2 separate regions of the Homo sapiens genome follow, and region 1 is linked to region 2. Evidence: chromatin loops called from intact Hi-C (ENCODE). Cell type or tissue: PC-9. All regions are shown on one strand.

Region 1 (8,000 bases), 1.2 Mb after region 2:
CACCCCTCCCAAATCTCACATCTGGCAGGGTGAACTTTTGAGAAAGGCTAAAATAGGCCGATTGACCCTGTTAGACGTGGCTGGCACGCTACCAGTGCTTTATCTCTACAGCCCTGAAGAGGAGCAAAAAAGTGGGAATGATTTGGCCTCTTGAACAAGCCTTGCAGATGAGTTTGGATTAATCTACTGAGGTAGGGAGCAAGGGAAAATGTGCCTGATGAAGCCTCATAATAAATCAAAGGGACTTGCAACATGGTTAGCTGGTGAAATTCCCAAGATGACTCAAATACTGAAATAACCAAGTTCATCAAGAAAAGTCTTCTAAAGAACATAACTAAAAAGTGAGGTGTTTCCTTATCCTCAGAAAAAATCTAAAATGAAAATTAAGCAAAGGCAAGTTCAGAGGGCTGAGAGAGATACTAGGATAACTGGAGCTTCATTTCATAAGCACATTGAAGGGCAATAAAAGGGAATCCATGGGGTACAAATAAAGGAACCATTGCTGCAGCTTCTCAAAGAGAGTCGTAATTCTTCCCCAGGAAATGATGTCGATACTTAGTAAAATAACAGGCAAATACTGAATAGCAACATAAATACCACAAAGGCTAATGAATTCTAGAGTGGTCACTGCGTGGACTCATAGAAACCTGGAGCCAAGAGTGCTAGGTAAACCTCATGGTTAAAATGTGTACAATAAGTAACAACTATATCCACACCAGTAAGGTTAAAAATGTCTGAGAATCAGAATGTCTGGCAAAGAAAGATTAGGAAGAATAGCCAATTCAACTCTCTTGATTACAAATTGAGACTCAGCAAGGAGAACCAGCTTACCAAGATCCTGGTGCTGGCCAATGGTAAAATGGGAAGTTAGATATAATCTAGTTTTATTTTCTCTGAGAGGCAGTATAATTTTATACTTTTCAACTTCAGTAAAATTTGCACATGTTAGACGAAATGCAACTGTACAACTTGTTCTGCTACTGTGAGCACATGATTTTGGAGTAAGAAAATCTATATATTTTTTACCTTCAGACATGCTATTTTGGAACTTGCAACCCAAGTTCTAACTGTCTTTGTGTCATTTTATCAAAAGCAAAGAGAGAGTTGAGCAACTTGTTTCAGAGAAGAACAAAAGTCAAGAAAGAAAACCACTATCTGAGACAGATGACTGAGAGTCAAGTTGAACTCGAGAATACTGAAAACTCCAGATACTCAAGGAAAAAAGAGAAAGGCAGGCCTATGTCTGTGAGAGGAAAGGGGATCTTACCGTGCTGAAAACCAACTTAAATCAAAATCCAATCTAATTGCAGGCATGTGACCTGATGATACCACCAATGTTATCATGATGGCATTTGTTGAATACTCACCATTTCTCGAGGACTCCAGTCAGCTCTAACACTCAGCAGCCTCTGCCTTCTACTCTTCTCTGAAATGACCAGAGACTAGGTGCAAGAAATAGTGCTGGGCACCAGTGCTGGTGAGCTAGGCTTGCATCTGTCTGGCTTTCCATATTCTAGGAGCTCAGAGCTGGAGGTGATGGGAGTGGGGTGGGCTGTGATACAAATTAGAAGACTATAAGGGCTGCCTCAGTTAGCACAGCAGGACTTTCAGAGGAGGTCAGAGCTGCTCCAGAGACTGGAACTTGGTGTTTGACAGAGGCTGATATAACTAATGTGCATTGACTTTGAAACAGAGTTCCCTGAATTAAAATTCTGGTTCTGCCACTAACTCCATATGAGGTCAAGGAAACTCCTTACTCTATTTCATTTACTTTAAAGCCACATTCTTTTCCCTATATTTTAAAATCTCTGAAATTCTGATATGCCTTATTAACAGTAGTAGCATCTTACAGTTATAATTGGCAGGCTTTTTTTTTTTTATTTCCTTAGGTGGCAGTACCATCTTAGTCAACTCAAGTTACTATAACAAAATGTCATAAACTGAAAGGCTTATAAACAGTAGGAATTTACTTTTCACAGTTCTGAGGGCTGGAATCTGAGATCAGGGTGTCCACATGGTTGGGTTCTTGTGAGGGCTCTACTCCAGATTGCACACAGCTGACTTCTGCTTGTATCCTTACATGATAGAAAGAGCACTAGCTAGCTCTCCAGCCTCTTCTTATAAGGGCACTAATCCCATTCATCAGGGCTACACCCTTTTGACCTAATTACCTGCTGGAGATTCCCACCTTCCACCAGATTGGGATTGGAATTTCAACATACGAATTTTTGGGGAAAACAAACATTCAGTCCATAGCACATGCCTTACAACTGTCAAATCCATTTAAGTTTAGCCTGAGGCTGCCTCCATAACTTGGTCCCTATATAACAAACTGCAATGTTATTTAGGAGTAAAACAAACAGCTCAGTTTCAGCCAATCACAGGCAGCCAACTCATCACACCATGCCCAAATAAGGCAGATACCTAGTAGTAACCAATCAAGTGATTTCTCTACTTGGCTTCTCTGTGTACCCTACAAAAGCTCCTGTTCACATTGCTGGGCAGAGGTCCCTCAACCTCTTCTGGTTCTGAGTGCTGCACGATTCATAAATCATTCTTTGCTCAAATAAAAGACTGCTAAATTTAATTTGCTAGCTGAGTGCAGTGGTTCACACCTGTAATCCTAACACTTTGGGAGGCTGAGGCGAGAGGATTACTTGAGGCCAGGAGTTTGAGAGCAGCCTGGGCAACACAGGGAGGCCCCATCTCTACAAAAAATATAAGAATTAGCCAGGTGTAGTGACACGTGGGGAGGATTGCTTGAGCCCGGGGGGTGGAAGCTGCAGTAAGCCATCATCATGGCACCAAATTCCATCCTGGGCGATAGAGTAAAACCCTGTCTCAAAGGAACATAAATGAATTTCATTTGCTAAATGTTTTCTATTAACACAACCAATGGCAATTTAGGTTTGGCAACATTATTGGTATTTATGATATTTTGTTTAGATGGACATATAGAAACCTGCTCAGAAATTTACTGCAAAGGTTAAATTAGATAACATTTTTAAAAACTTAGAAAAGTATCAGATATATAAGAATTGCCTCAAATGGTAAATGTAGATATTAAATAACTCCCCCTCTTGGCCACCTGACCCAGGCAGGATTGTCCCCAGTTCTTGGCTCACAAGGATTACCTGGGAAAGTAGAATAATAAAAATAGCGACTATTCACAATTGCTTATTTGTTGCCAGACAGTGCGCTCATTGACTTTATGAGCTTTATTCCACTTTCTCTTCACAAACCTCTTAGGATTCTATTATCTGCTTACCTGTCTAAGATCACACAGTTAATAGGAACACTCCATCTTGAATTGTTTCTTCATGACACCAAATTCATGCTTTTCACTATCAACTAGATGAGTACAAGTTGATTACTGCAAGCCCTGAAAACTCCAGGAATTATTCTATAGTCAGTATAGCAGACCTCTTCCTCTGGGCTCTACTATGTGTGGATAATGGACTTTTCTACCCAGCCTAGGAAACTGGATTAATATACTGGAGCAAAATCTCAGAAGCTGGTTGAGAACTACCCAGGTAATACAGCAAAGAATCTGCAAAGATGCCTAACTCTGACTCAACCCAAGATCATTCCTAGCTTCTGGTGCAAAGCTCCAACTATGACAACTTCAAGTAGAAGAAAAGGGGGGTGGGGAAACACCATCAGGGTCTTGTTACAACGGTTTGAACTCAAGCAATCTCACGATGGCTTCTCTGGGCCAAGGCCAACCGCAATGGTGTGTTCCTCACAAGTAGTCTTTTCCCATTTCTTGGACTCCCTGAGGTGTATTCAATAATGCACTCCTCATTCTGAAGCAGATGGAAAAGCGTTTAAAAAGGTGCCAGGTTTATTTATGGAAGCATGAGATTGAATTTAAGAGATGCTCTTTGCCAATATGAAATGTGAACTCTCAAAACAGGAAGTGTGCTTTACTGCCTATTTATTTTACTGCCGTATCAGCTGCCCAGAGCTGAAGAATCCTTCCTCTCAGGAATTATTTATTTTCTAACTTCTGAACCAAAACATCTTGACCATCAAAACTCAAGCTCCTTCCTGCCAGATTCCCAACTACAAACATGTGCCTCTCTGTCTTTCAGAGTGGATCTATCGAGGGTTTCCGTGAAAAACATTTTGAACTCATATTTTGTCCTGAATCTTCATTTTTATGTCCATGGAGAAGTTTCAAACAAATTAAGTCAAACTACAAAACATAATAAAAATTTTAAGTACCTTTTAGAATAATGCAGGGATTCTTGAATTTGCTCATGTATCCTAAGATACCCAATAGTTAATATTCTGTCATCATTTAATTGGTGAGAAGACGTTAATTGTTAAGAAAATGATTAATCATTTGAACTTATCACTATTACTTATGGTAATAAGGAAGAAGTCAACCATACTTTAGTGTGTTGTGCACTACCCAGTTCTCCTCCTGCACTGATAGTTTCACAACTTTGCAGAGTTGAAAGTTACTACTCTAGTCTTCATTAAATAGGCCCAAAATAATTTGCTAGAAACAGTTTTTAATATAAGTAGAAATAGCCTAACATATATGAAAGCACTAAACTGGAACTCAGAAAACTTGTTCTTATTCCAGGATCTATAGATTTCAGCCCTGGTGTGAGCATTTGTGCAAACTTCCCCTCTAAATGCCAGGTCTTCAAGGAGGCACAAGAGATATACATAAATAAAAAACAGGCTATGGGGAGAAGTGAATAATATAACAAAGGACAGAGCTGCTGTGTTAGAGTTCTTTTGGCTTTGAGGAGGAACCATCCCAGTCCAGTCCACAGTGAATACTTGTAAATAGATATGTTTTCACACATGGGCTTTACCTACAAACTTCAAATCCTTGAAACTCTAGGCAGAAGATATGTTACAATGGCGCCACCTTCTGGATACTGTCCAAAACACATATTTTCTTCATATTTTTCTCCCACTCAGAATTCCTCAATGGCTCCCTATTGTTGACAGAAGAGTCTAAAATCTTCAGCATTCAAGGCCTTTTATAATCTAGCACAAGTTTATGTTCAGGTCTCATCTACTGACACTCTACATGGGTAATCTGTGCTACTCGCCAGAATAAATTCAGAATTGTCTGCATTCTAATGTTCAAACCTAGCATTAATTCAATGCAGTTAAGCCAGAGAGAAACACAAAGCAGTTTAGGGGATTCAGGGCCAGAGTCTCAGTTCGAAAATGGCTAGCAGGTATGGGATGTCCCCATACCTACATTATGCAGGTCACTCAGTGCTCACAACAAGACAGCTCTTCTCTGTGGCTATTTAGAGGTTTAAATAGAAGCAAAGTTAGCCATAGATAAAACAGATTAAAGGACATAAGTACACACAAAAAATGTACATAATAAAAATAAATATAAGGAAACAGATGGCTAAATTCACAGATGATCAAAAATGCATGGTAAAGTCAAGCAATATTATGTTTGTCCATCAAACTTGTAAAGATTCTTTTCACACTGATGGTGATGCCATGTTGGTAAGGGCCCAGGAAATAGGCAACCTCATCAACTTCTGCAAGGCAGCATTGCTGGAGGGCAATCTGCAAACATTCAGCACAAGCTGAGAACTGTCCTTACATTATAATCCTGAAATTCTATTTTAAAACTTTACTTTAGGATATTATCATAGTTTTATACTAAGAAATATCTACTGGAATGGTAATTATCACTGCAACATTAATTATTATAGAGAAAACGTTGAAATAAGTTGCACGGCTAACCATAGGAGATTTAATATATTCATATAATAAATTTAAATAGTCATTAAAACTGTTATTATGGCAAAAGTGTCCATTACATGTCTATTGTTCATATTATGCTATTAAATGAAAAACAGATTAAAATCCAATGTATTCTGTCTGATTCTATTTTTGTTTTTTAAAATGCGTGCATAGAACGATAATCAGAATTACTACACAAGATCAGTGGTGTCTTATTCAGGTGGCAGCAGTATAAATTATTTTAGTTTTATTCTTTCTCAAATTTTAAAATGTATTATAATAAATCATATATTTCTTTTATAATCATACTAGTTTTAAGAAAGAAAATGATAATAAAAACCCAATAAAAGCAAGATGTCTATTAAGTGGTATCTGTATATAATATTCAATTTAACTGAATTCCGCTTGTCATGATTTTTGGTTTTGGTCAGTGCCTACCACAGCTCAAAGTCTCTGGGATACCTAATATTTCCTTCTTCACTACATCCAATGTGGGTGTGGGTGTGGTGAAATGGTACCTGAACAATAGCAAGTAAACCCTGTAACTGAACAAAGCCTTCTGCAAAGCAACATACACGCTTGTATAAAGAGCCAGAAAAATAGTTATGTGTTTGCACCTGATAATTCCATTATAAGGGGATTCCATTCTGACATAATTACCTTGAAAGAAGGCAAATATCCATGCTCAAAAATACTTATTGCTGAGTTATCATTAATAATGAAAAATTTGGAAACAATCTAAATATCCAGTAATAGGTAAATGGTTAAGTAGATCCAATGGAAACTGAAGTACTAATTAAAATAACTCTTATGGAAATGACATAGCAGGATGATATATGCCCATGGCATAATGTTAAGTGAAAATAAGTAGAACAAAATGCAGTTGGCTTCCTCTGATTATGAGTACGTAAAAATAAGTCTGCATGCAAAGAAAGAGGAGATGAAAATATGTAAAGAGAAGACATAACAATCAAAATTGTCTTGCATTTCATTGTTTTTCTTCTCGAAATGAAAGTCAGCTACGCTCTTTTTAGGTACTAAATCCCTGCCTCAAATGAGTGGCTAGAATGAAAATCCACAGTTGCCCAGTGCCATGAAAAATTATGAGAATCTGAAGGTTCGAGCAACAGCAGAAACACTTTGTGTCCACGACAGCTTCCTAAACAAGTCTGCTCAAGGAAAAACTCCATTCTCTGGTGGGTTTTTCAAAGGATGAGATTTGTCTGCTCAAACAAACTATTTTTTAACTCTGATGTCACAGAACAATATATAGGGCTCTAACCTTTATTCTACACCCGAATTGATTCAATGACTAGAGATTTTATAGCAGGAACTTGGATCTTCAGTTTATATAACTTAATCCCTTTGTAATTTTCTCTTATACAGAGACACCCTATTTTGGAGAGCAATGGACAAACCCTCCCTAAGTGACCCAGGGCATCCAGATCCAAACAAGGAAAGAGATTTAAAGAAAGAGACAAATTAGCCTTTAATAGAAGGAGGAATGAGCCAGCTCAGTGCCGCATTCTCTGGAACAGCAGATCCTCTAAGGACGTGGCTCCGCTCTCAAGGAGGTTGGCCTGGCAACTCATTTACACACTCCACTTGGGGGAAATTCTTTTCAGCACTAGCCAACATGCCGACCCAGGCTCCTTTGCCGAGCAGCCTTGAAAGCTTGCACACATTTAGAGAAAATACTTTCAAATGACTCTGGAGTTCTGCTTTATGTTTCATATTCCTTTGAACTTATTACCTCTTTACAATGTCTTGGACTATTAGTTTGGGAACATTTAAAGTTAATGACTATATGGAAAGTAAAACAACACTTTGATGTTGCCCAAGTCATTCATTTCTCTTTCATACACAGGAGGTTATAGAAGGGCTGGGTGATGCCAGACCAAGCCATTTCAGGAATAAATAACGTATTTGGGGGTCTATATAGATTGTTGCTCACGGGAAAATGAGAATAGATCAGCTCTGGAATGTCTAAGGGAACCAAGGCCATGATTAATGAGGGTCAACTTTAAAACCAGAGCACACACAGATAGGATTACTTCACACAGAGAGCAGAGTCTGTCTGACCCAGGCTACCCTAATGCAATCTCCTGAGGCACATCATTCACAAATCTTGCTGGTTTCAGGGATACACTGACAGTAAAAGAGATACAGAGAGAACTTCCTTTGGCCATAGGGAGACAGGACCAAAGTGCCATAAATGCAATGATGATGGCTATTAAGGCAAGTTGGTAAGTATTTCTAGAAGT
Region 2 (8,000 bases):
TGTGAAACCCTAGGCCCCAGGTGGGCTCAAGGGGTGGCTGTTTGTGGGGATGCACATGGAGCTTGAACGTGTGGCCTGCTGACTATGATGGTAAATGGGCCTCCTTATATATTCTAGCCTTGGGCTAGAAGTCCTGGTTCAGTCTTGGAGGCTCTGTGGTCCCAGAGCTGTACACAGCCTAAGCCTACATCATCAATGCAGCTACCCACCCTCCCCCAGCCTCACCTTCCACCATCTGGGCTGTTCCTGAAGCAGCAGCCTCTGATCACAGTCTCCCTCCCACCCATCACACGCTGCCATATTGTTGGAGTCGAAAGAATAGGAAAGCACTTGGAATGTGACTGAAACCGTATGTAGCTGTATATTGTTTTTCCCAGAAAAGAATCCTAATTAGGTCAATTCCATATTGCTCCTATGGTCTCAGATGCACAGTAAAGCAGGCCTTCACAGTATACAAACAGCCTCTGTCTCTGAGGATGGAGGGAAGGGGAGAGACTGCCTCGAAAAAGACCCCACATGCTAATACAGAATGGATTCGTCACAATCACTGAGACCTGATGAGCCACTCAGTGTGGACTAACTTATTGTAAGCCCTCAACAAACGCAAAAGCCTTAACCCAGCAGTAACTTGCCAGAGACCATATCCAATAGGACCTGTGTCTTTTTCTTTGCATTTAATGTGTTCTGAGGTTCAGGGGGGCTATTTTCCCAATTGTTACACATCTCTTTCTTTAGCTTTGATCTGAGCTCCTCATACACATCCCAGCACTGGGACTTTCAGCAGCAGGCGTCCTGGAAGCCTACTTTGGTAACAGGACCTAGGTAAGCCATGCTATTCTGCAAAGGGAACAATTATGTTCCCCCAAACACACAGAAGCATCAGAATTCACAGCATGCACTTTACAAGGGCAATAAAGTTTTATATGCAGCTCAGTGAAATACCGAATACAGCCAATTGTCCACCAAAATAAACTGATGGGAGAGAGAATGGCTATATTTGGCTCAGACTTAATTATTTTGCATTTGTACTTCTCAATTCCATGTAATAAAATTCCATTCTGCCCTTATTTCCTGGTTAGGTTACTTAATCTCAACTTCGGTAACTGAGCCCTTGAGTGGAGTAGACTGTCCAATGTCAGTGGTAAGAAAATGTGAAAGGTTTGACATCAATTACAACATTACACACAACATAAAATTTAACAACTTGAATCAGGCTTTCATTGCTCTTTAAAGAGACCGTATGGCTTTTTAAGATCTAAAAATTAATCAGTTTCTAAGAGTCATACCTTTTTGAAAGTCCCAGATTTTACTCTTAGCTTGAGAGGTAAGAGGGAACCTGTCTCTATCTCTGTCATCTCTCTTTCATTTTAAAAAATCGCCTCCCTTTCATTTAAAAAAATGTTCCCCTTTTCATTTAAAAAATGCTATCTAAGTTCTTTTGTTTTTATTTTTCTAGGGAGGTGATTTTCCTTTAATGAAAGAAAAAGTGAAGGATATAGAAATTGAATTGTTGTGCTAAGGTTTTAAGTTTTTGGGGGGACCATGGCAAAAACACAATGATCTTACATTTGGCCACGAATGAGGGCACCCCGGGCAGCAGCCAGTGGCGTCACTAGGACCAGGAAGGCTCTGAGGACCCCTGCTTTGTGGTCTGTGTCAGAATCTGTATGGCAGCTTTCACTCCATTGCTACTTGACACTTGATCGTCTCATAAAACACCACATGTAATTCAGCAGTGTCGGCCCATAACAGGCCAACATGTGGCAAGAACAGGAGTAAATGACCTGCCTCCTTTAATAAGTGTGGTCTCTGCAGGTCAGCCCTGAGGTCAAAGGCAGAGCAACAGGGCAGACAGGGCGGCAGCTGTGCGTTCTGGCAGAACACGGGAACTGAGCCTGGTGAAGATATGTCTGCTTTCTTTCTGCTTCTCTCAAGACGGATGATGTATAAAGTGAGATTGTAAACTGACTGAACGTGGTTGCATGTCCTATTTGAATTTGTATTCCCAGCATAACTTGGATCATGGCACACTGAATGAACGTCTTAGACACAAATAACCATACTGATAGACCGATGTGATGCCCCATCATCCTTCAGTGTTGCCATCACCCTGATATCCCCTGATCTTGTCACGGAAAGGCATGCATCAGGAAGTTTCTGTTAACCATGGGCCGAACGCTGAGTGCTCTTTGAGGAAGGAGGATGCATGCCAGAGTGTGTTGAGGACTTGAGTGACCACAGCAGGGTCCCTCTCTGCGTCCATCCTGCTGCATCTTATTCCTAGAGATTTCCCATCTGCTCTGCCCGGTTTGGAAGAAATAGGCATCTTCTTCATATAAGAGTCCTCTCTGCAGGGCACCATTCACCTGGCCCATCCTTTCCTTTGCCAATCAGTGCTGCCCAAACTACAGCAGACAATCACATTCTGCCCTAACATGCTCATGAGCCTTAAATAAAAAGTGTTCTGAAAATCCCAGTAATTGCTTTGACCTTTGAAATATTGTTTTCTTGTATGAAAACCTGAGGATAAAGCTGGTCAGTTTGATAATGGTCACATGTTATCACATGCAGCTAAACCCTTGGTAAGGTCAGGACTTAATTACCAGAGACTCAAGAACCAGCAGCCCTCAGAAAAGGTCAACTGGGGTTTCTCCTTTTTTCTCCAACCACAGCATCTACAAGAAAAAGGCAAAAAAAAAAAAAAAGAAAAAAGAAAAGAAAAGAAAAGAAAAAGCAACATAGTACACCTGTGCCAAAGGATTAGTCTGGAAAGCAATATACAGGGTATGCCTCCTTGGGGGCATCATCGTCAGGACAATCTCCCTCTTTGTCCCTAGTCCTATTTGTGGGACTCTGGGGAAAATGAGTCCCCTGTACTCATGTGTGGGAGCCACCATGCCTAGCACCAGGGCTAATGCATTTTAGAAAAACTTGAAACACATCACAAAGGTATAAACAGAAGTTTAGGCTTCAACCACAGATAGCCAGAAAACGAAATTAACCCTCGGCACTAACACGCACTACCTTCTGTGATGAATGTTTTAAATCGACTTACATTTTTTGGAGCAGTTTTGAGTTTGCAGCAAAATTGAGCAGAAAATGCAGAAAGCTCCCATAACCTCCTGTCCTGCAAACACATCCTTCCCCACTATCAATTTGGGTCACCATAATGGTACATTTGTTACAACTGATGAGCCTTCGTTGACAAATCATTATCACTCAAAGTCAGTAGTTTACATGAAAGTTCACTTTTGGTGTTGTTTATTTCATGGGTTTTGATAAATGTATAATAACATGTATCTGACATTTGAATTTGGTTTTTACTTAAGTTGTCTTTTACAAAAGGTAATTTTGGTAACAACCCAATTAAAAAAAATCCTCATTTAAAAAAATCACAAAATAAAAGAAATCTTGCTATTTAAAATATTTTAATTAATATCTGAATTTACTGTTATTCCTTCTGGAAATAAATTAGTGATGGAATAAATAATGAATATAGACAGCAGTGGTACTATCCATTAGAAAACATTTAATCCACAACCGGGAGAATTAGAGGCAACAAAACCATTTTTATTACCATGCTTATCACAAATCCCCCACATAATTTTATGAGAAAGGTCATTAAACTTGTAGCTACTGCATTATCTTTTTCCTTGGACCATTTCTGAAACAACATTAGTTTTTCACACTTCTTTACATTTCAAACATTAAAAAAGCCTTAATCGATGCTTTTACATAAAAAGCAAAGGGCTAGGTTTCCCACCATAAAACGTTATGTTGTTTACACAAAAACTGCAGCTAACCTCGTAAAACTCAAGTGATTTCCCAGTGGGGTCCTGCAGGGACACTTGGCTATAGCAGGCGCCACACTGATTTCCAACGCTGAGGCAAAGCGTACTTCCTGTGGAAAGCTGTTCTCAGCTCCGGCCATTACTAATCAGGCTTTTCGACTGGGGCACCCCAAACAGGCATCTTCTCTCCATTCAAGGCCTGCAAAAGACACCTCTAAGCAACTAGGAAAACAATGTAAGGTAGAAAAATTCCACACAAATATTAATTCTTGCAGTCCCATTCATCTTTATCTCCAGACTCCTGAGACCAGAGCTTTCTGGAACCCCTACTGCGTCCTTGGGGTCAGCTTCCAGGACAACTCTCTTGGATAGAAATGATAGAATGTCTTTGGAGAGAAGAACTGCCCACTGGTATCACACTTTCCCAGAAACCACATGTTCTTTCAAAACCTTCCATTAGGTGTCAGCGGCTCTTAAAATATACGAATGGCAAGATTTTTTAAATCTTTGCTTCCTGAAGTTGAGTAATCAAGCCAAAATGCTCTGGAAAGCTAAAAGTCATTGACTGTTTTCAAATGTCTGGTTTTCAGATAAAAACCAGGATAGGTATTTTTTTTAAAAGTTAATTGCTGCTTCTCTTATGAGAGTGAATATATGAACCACTTTTCCAGTTTTAAGTTTGAAGGTTGGGTGTTTGCTTTCAATCATGCATAACAATTTATTTGCAACTTCAGGGAATTGTTTTCATGTAGAATAATTTTGTAAATAAGGGATATTTTAAGAATCTACCTCATGACCACCTTCTTTGTGGATACTCACTCAGGAATCTCACTAGACCATCCCTTATTATACTGAGCAGATACAGGGAGAATAACACAAATAACACAAGTGCTTTCTTTTTTTTTTTTTTTTTTTTTTTGAGACAGAGTCTCATTTTGTCACCCAGGCTGGAGTGCAGTGGTGCGATCTCGGCTCCCTGCAACCTCCACCTCCCGGGTTCAAGCGGTACTCCTGACTCAGCCTCCCAAGAAGCTGGGACTACAGGTGCCCGTCACCATGCCCAGGTAATTTTTGTATTTTCAGTAGAAATGGGGTTTCACCATGTTGGCCAAGCTAGTCTTGAACTCCTGACCTCAGGTGATCTGCCTACCTTGGTCTCCAAAAGTGCTGGGATTATAGGTGTGAGCCACTGCGCCAGGCCCACAACAGTGTCTTTGAAGCTATCGAGCAAGAAGGATTTACTCTGCCTTATATGATTCCAAAGTGTTTACATGTTGAGGACTTTGGAACTCAACTTTGTTTCTTTCGAGCCAGAATTAGAACATGGGCCTTCTAACTACAGAACCCTTCTCTTGAAGATTATGCTATAGTGCCCTTGAGGAAGTATAGAGGGAAGAAGAGCCAGGCCTAGTCTTCCTCAAGATAAGTTTAAAGTCTAGTTGGGAATATAAAACAGAAATGCATACATGAAGACTAATAATACAAGGTAATTGTTGATGGGATGGTGTGGTTAATAAATACTGATGACAAACAAAGAAGCTAAGTTGTTAGGGATGGTTTGCTATTAATAGATGACCTGGGACTTTATCTGGGACTTAAAAGATCAGTAAGATTCATCTAGGCATAAGAAAGAGAAAAGGCCAGTGATGACCAGACAGATCAGATAGGATAGAGTACAGCTTAAGTATGGAAAGATAGGCTAGGGTCAAATTATGGAGAATCTTGAAAGGCAAACTGTGGATTTTGGAGAGGCTGGAGTAGACACTCGCTAAACTTTAGTTTTCTCTCTCTCGATGTCTTTCTGTGCTAGGTGCTATAGTTTCCTGAAAGGGTAATAATAATTATTTTTAAAGTGGTCTAATAATGTACTGACTTGTTTTTCTGCTTTTCCTGGATCTTTTGGAATAATGGTACATTAATTTCATAATAGTCCAAATAATCTTTATGGACATGATATACAAGTAGTCCTTTTTCCTGGGGGCATAAGTACATTCTCCTAGCCAATCTCACGTAGACTATATGGTCTCAGTGTCCACCATTTTTCCTCTTCAGTTATTTTAAAAGTATCATAAAGATTATTTTTGCGCAACTATATAGGGTGCATAGAAGCGTTTACTTTTTATGTTTTAAAGGATTTTTAGTGTGTCCGAGAACAGTTGGAGATTTCCTTCATCTAAAGTCCATAGCTCTGGGGTCCTTGAAGGTAAATGCAGTCCTTCTCTAATCAGATTTTCACTTTAAACAAAAAAGTTCTGTGATTCCTCCAAGGCATGGAAGGATGAGAGTTTCTAATCAGATGAGCTCCCATTTGTCTTTCAAATTTCACAATCCTACAAGGAAGCTTTGCTCACAGTTGTGTGAAGGTGATTCTGAAAGCTGAAGGGAGTTAGACATGGGAAGATAATTCCCAAAATAGTGAAAAGGAAGATTTTATTATTTTGTTGCTTTTTTTCCTTTTTGGTAAGAAGGAATTTGGTGGAGTTAGTTATTTGGCAGTGCATGTTTGGGCTGAAAACATCAATTTTCTTTGCCAAGCTTCCTAAAAATAGTCTTTCTTCAGGCGAGGGCCCTCTCAACGTGAGCAGTGTTCATATGAAATAGGACATGTTGCGTTAATGTAATTACCTATTGACCTGAAGATTTCAATTGCAATGAGACAAAAAATGTGGAATTATACTTCTTGCAAAGTTATGAGCTCTCCTTGTTCTGTGTGTTTAACAATAAGTTCTTTCATGACGTGACACCATGGTAGTGGGTGGTGAAATCCGATACCTGGCAAAAATACAATGGAATTATATAATACCAAAAAAGTCGATTGTTTTCCCTTTGGCTAATTAACTCCTCTGACCAGGGAAGTACTGAGGATGAGGTCAGCTGGTGGCTTTTGTTCTCCAAGTAGTTTCCATGCCCTTTTAGTCACTGCCTGAATAGTGTGTGGTTATAAAAGGAAGAAGTCCAGGTACTACTGGAGCACAACCTAGAATGGGTGTTGCTATGGTTTGGTAGCAGCTTTACTGACTTCATGGAATTCGTCTTGCTGGGATCCTGCCCATCACTCAGGCTTGAGTCAGTAAGTCAATGTCCATAGCTCTGCTCCTTCATTTCCCCAGGATTTTTTGCACACTGGTATATAATAGTGCAGGGGCACACAGGACTATTTAAGAAAATATATATACATTTTTTTTTTTTGCCAGCTAGAGGCCTGACATGAGAATTTTGATATAATTGGGATGCAAACAACCCAAATGCAGTAATTGTTGTTGTTCTTATCTTACAGATGGGAAAAACGAAGTTTAGAGGATAATGTACTGATTTGTTTTTTCTGCTTTTCCCAGGTGTTTTGGAATAATCATACATTAATTTGTAATAGTCCAAATAATCTTTGTGATTTTTTTAAAAGAACTGAAGAGGAAAGATGGTGGACACTGAGACCATATAGTCTATGTGAGATTGGCTAGGAGGATGTACTTATGACCCCAGGAAAGGGATGGAATACTTGAACAAAACACAGAGAAAGCAAATCATAAAGCAAGTAATTGATACATTTGCCTATATTAAAATTACAAACTTCTGCATGATAAAAGAAACCATAGACAAAGGGAAAGACAAGCTATTGAATGGGAGATGTTTTCACCACATATGCTAACAAAGGACTAGTATCTGAAACATATTAGAAAGTTCCTGCAAATCAGTAACGGCAAGAACAGTAGCTCAAGAGTGAGAAAAGTAGCTGAATACAAATAATCAACTAATTTTGTTTGGCAACTCACAGAAAACATTACTGTCCAGTAAAAATACAAGAAGATGCTCAAACTCATGAGAATGAAGGAAAACAATAAATGCCATTTAACACTCATCCATTTGGCAAAAATGGAAAAGTCTGACACAACCAAGTGTTACAAATAAAGATGTAGAAAATGAGGAAATTGGCAGGGGGCAGTGGCTCACACCTGTAATCCCAGCACTTTGGGAGGCTGAGGTGGGTGGATCACCTGAGGTCAGGAGTTTGAGACCAGCTTGGCCAACATGGTGAAACCCTGTCTCTGCTAAAAATACAAAAATTAGCCGGGTGTGGTGGCATGCCTGCAATCCCAGCTACTGGGGAGGCTGAGGCAGGAGAATTGCTTGAACCTGATAGGCGGTGGTTGTAGTGAGCTGAGATTGCGCCATTGCACTCCAGCCTGGGCAACAAGAGCAAAACTCTGTCCA

What was found. Peaks named below come from ENCODE experiments on the same cell type or tissue, not always from the same donor. Only the 100,000 strongest peaks of a DNase experiment are listed, where the experiment ranks them.
Region 1: a loop joins it to region 2, with 7 times the contacts of the local background. A loop is called at or near these places in 3 of 110 quality-filtered maps.

The regions. Positions count from the first base shown.
Region 1 is chr2:18,432,515-18,440,514 of GRCh38, reverse strand. All of the region lies in intron 4 of LOC105373454 (a long non-coding RNA gene), which reads right to left. Among named protein-coding and RNA genes, the nearest start is that of RDH14, 120 kb to the left of the region's middle. In PC-9, CTCF peaks have their summits at 4,692 and 4,897 (motif pointing left); a DNase peak (open chromatin) is centred at 4,884.
Region 2 is chr2:19,663,538-19,671,537 of GRCh38, reverse strand. The region is part of intron 1 of LOC124905977; the gene reads left to right. Among named protein-coding and RNA genes, the nearest start is that of LINC01808, 200 kb to the right of the region's middle. In PC-9, a CTCF peak has its summit at 4,250; no DNase peak of the experiment used is centred here; H3K27ac peaks cover 819 bases.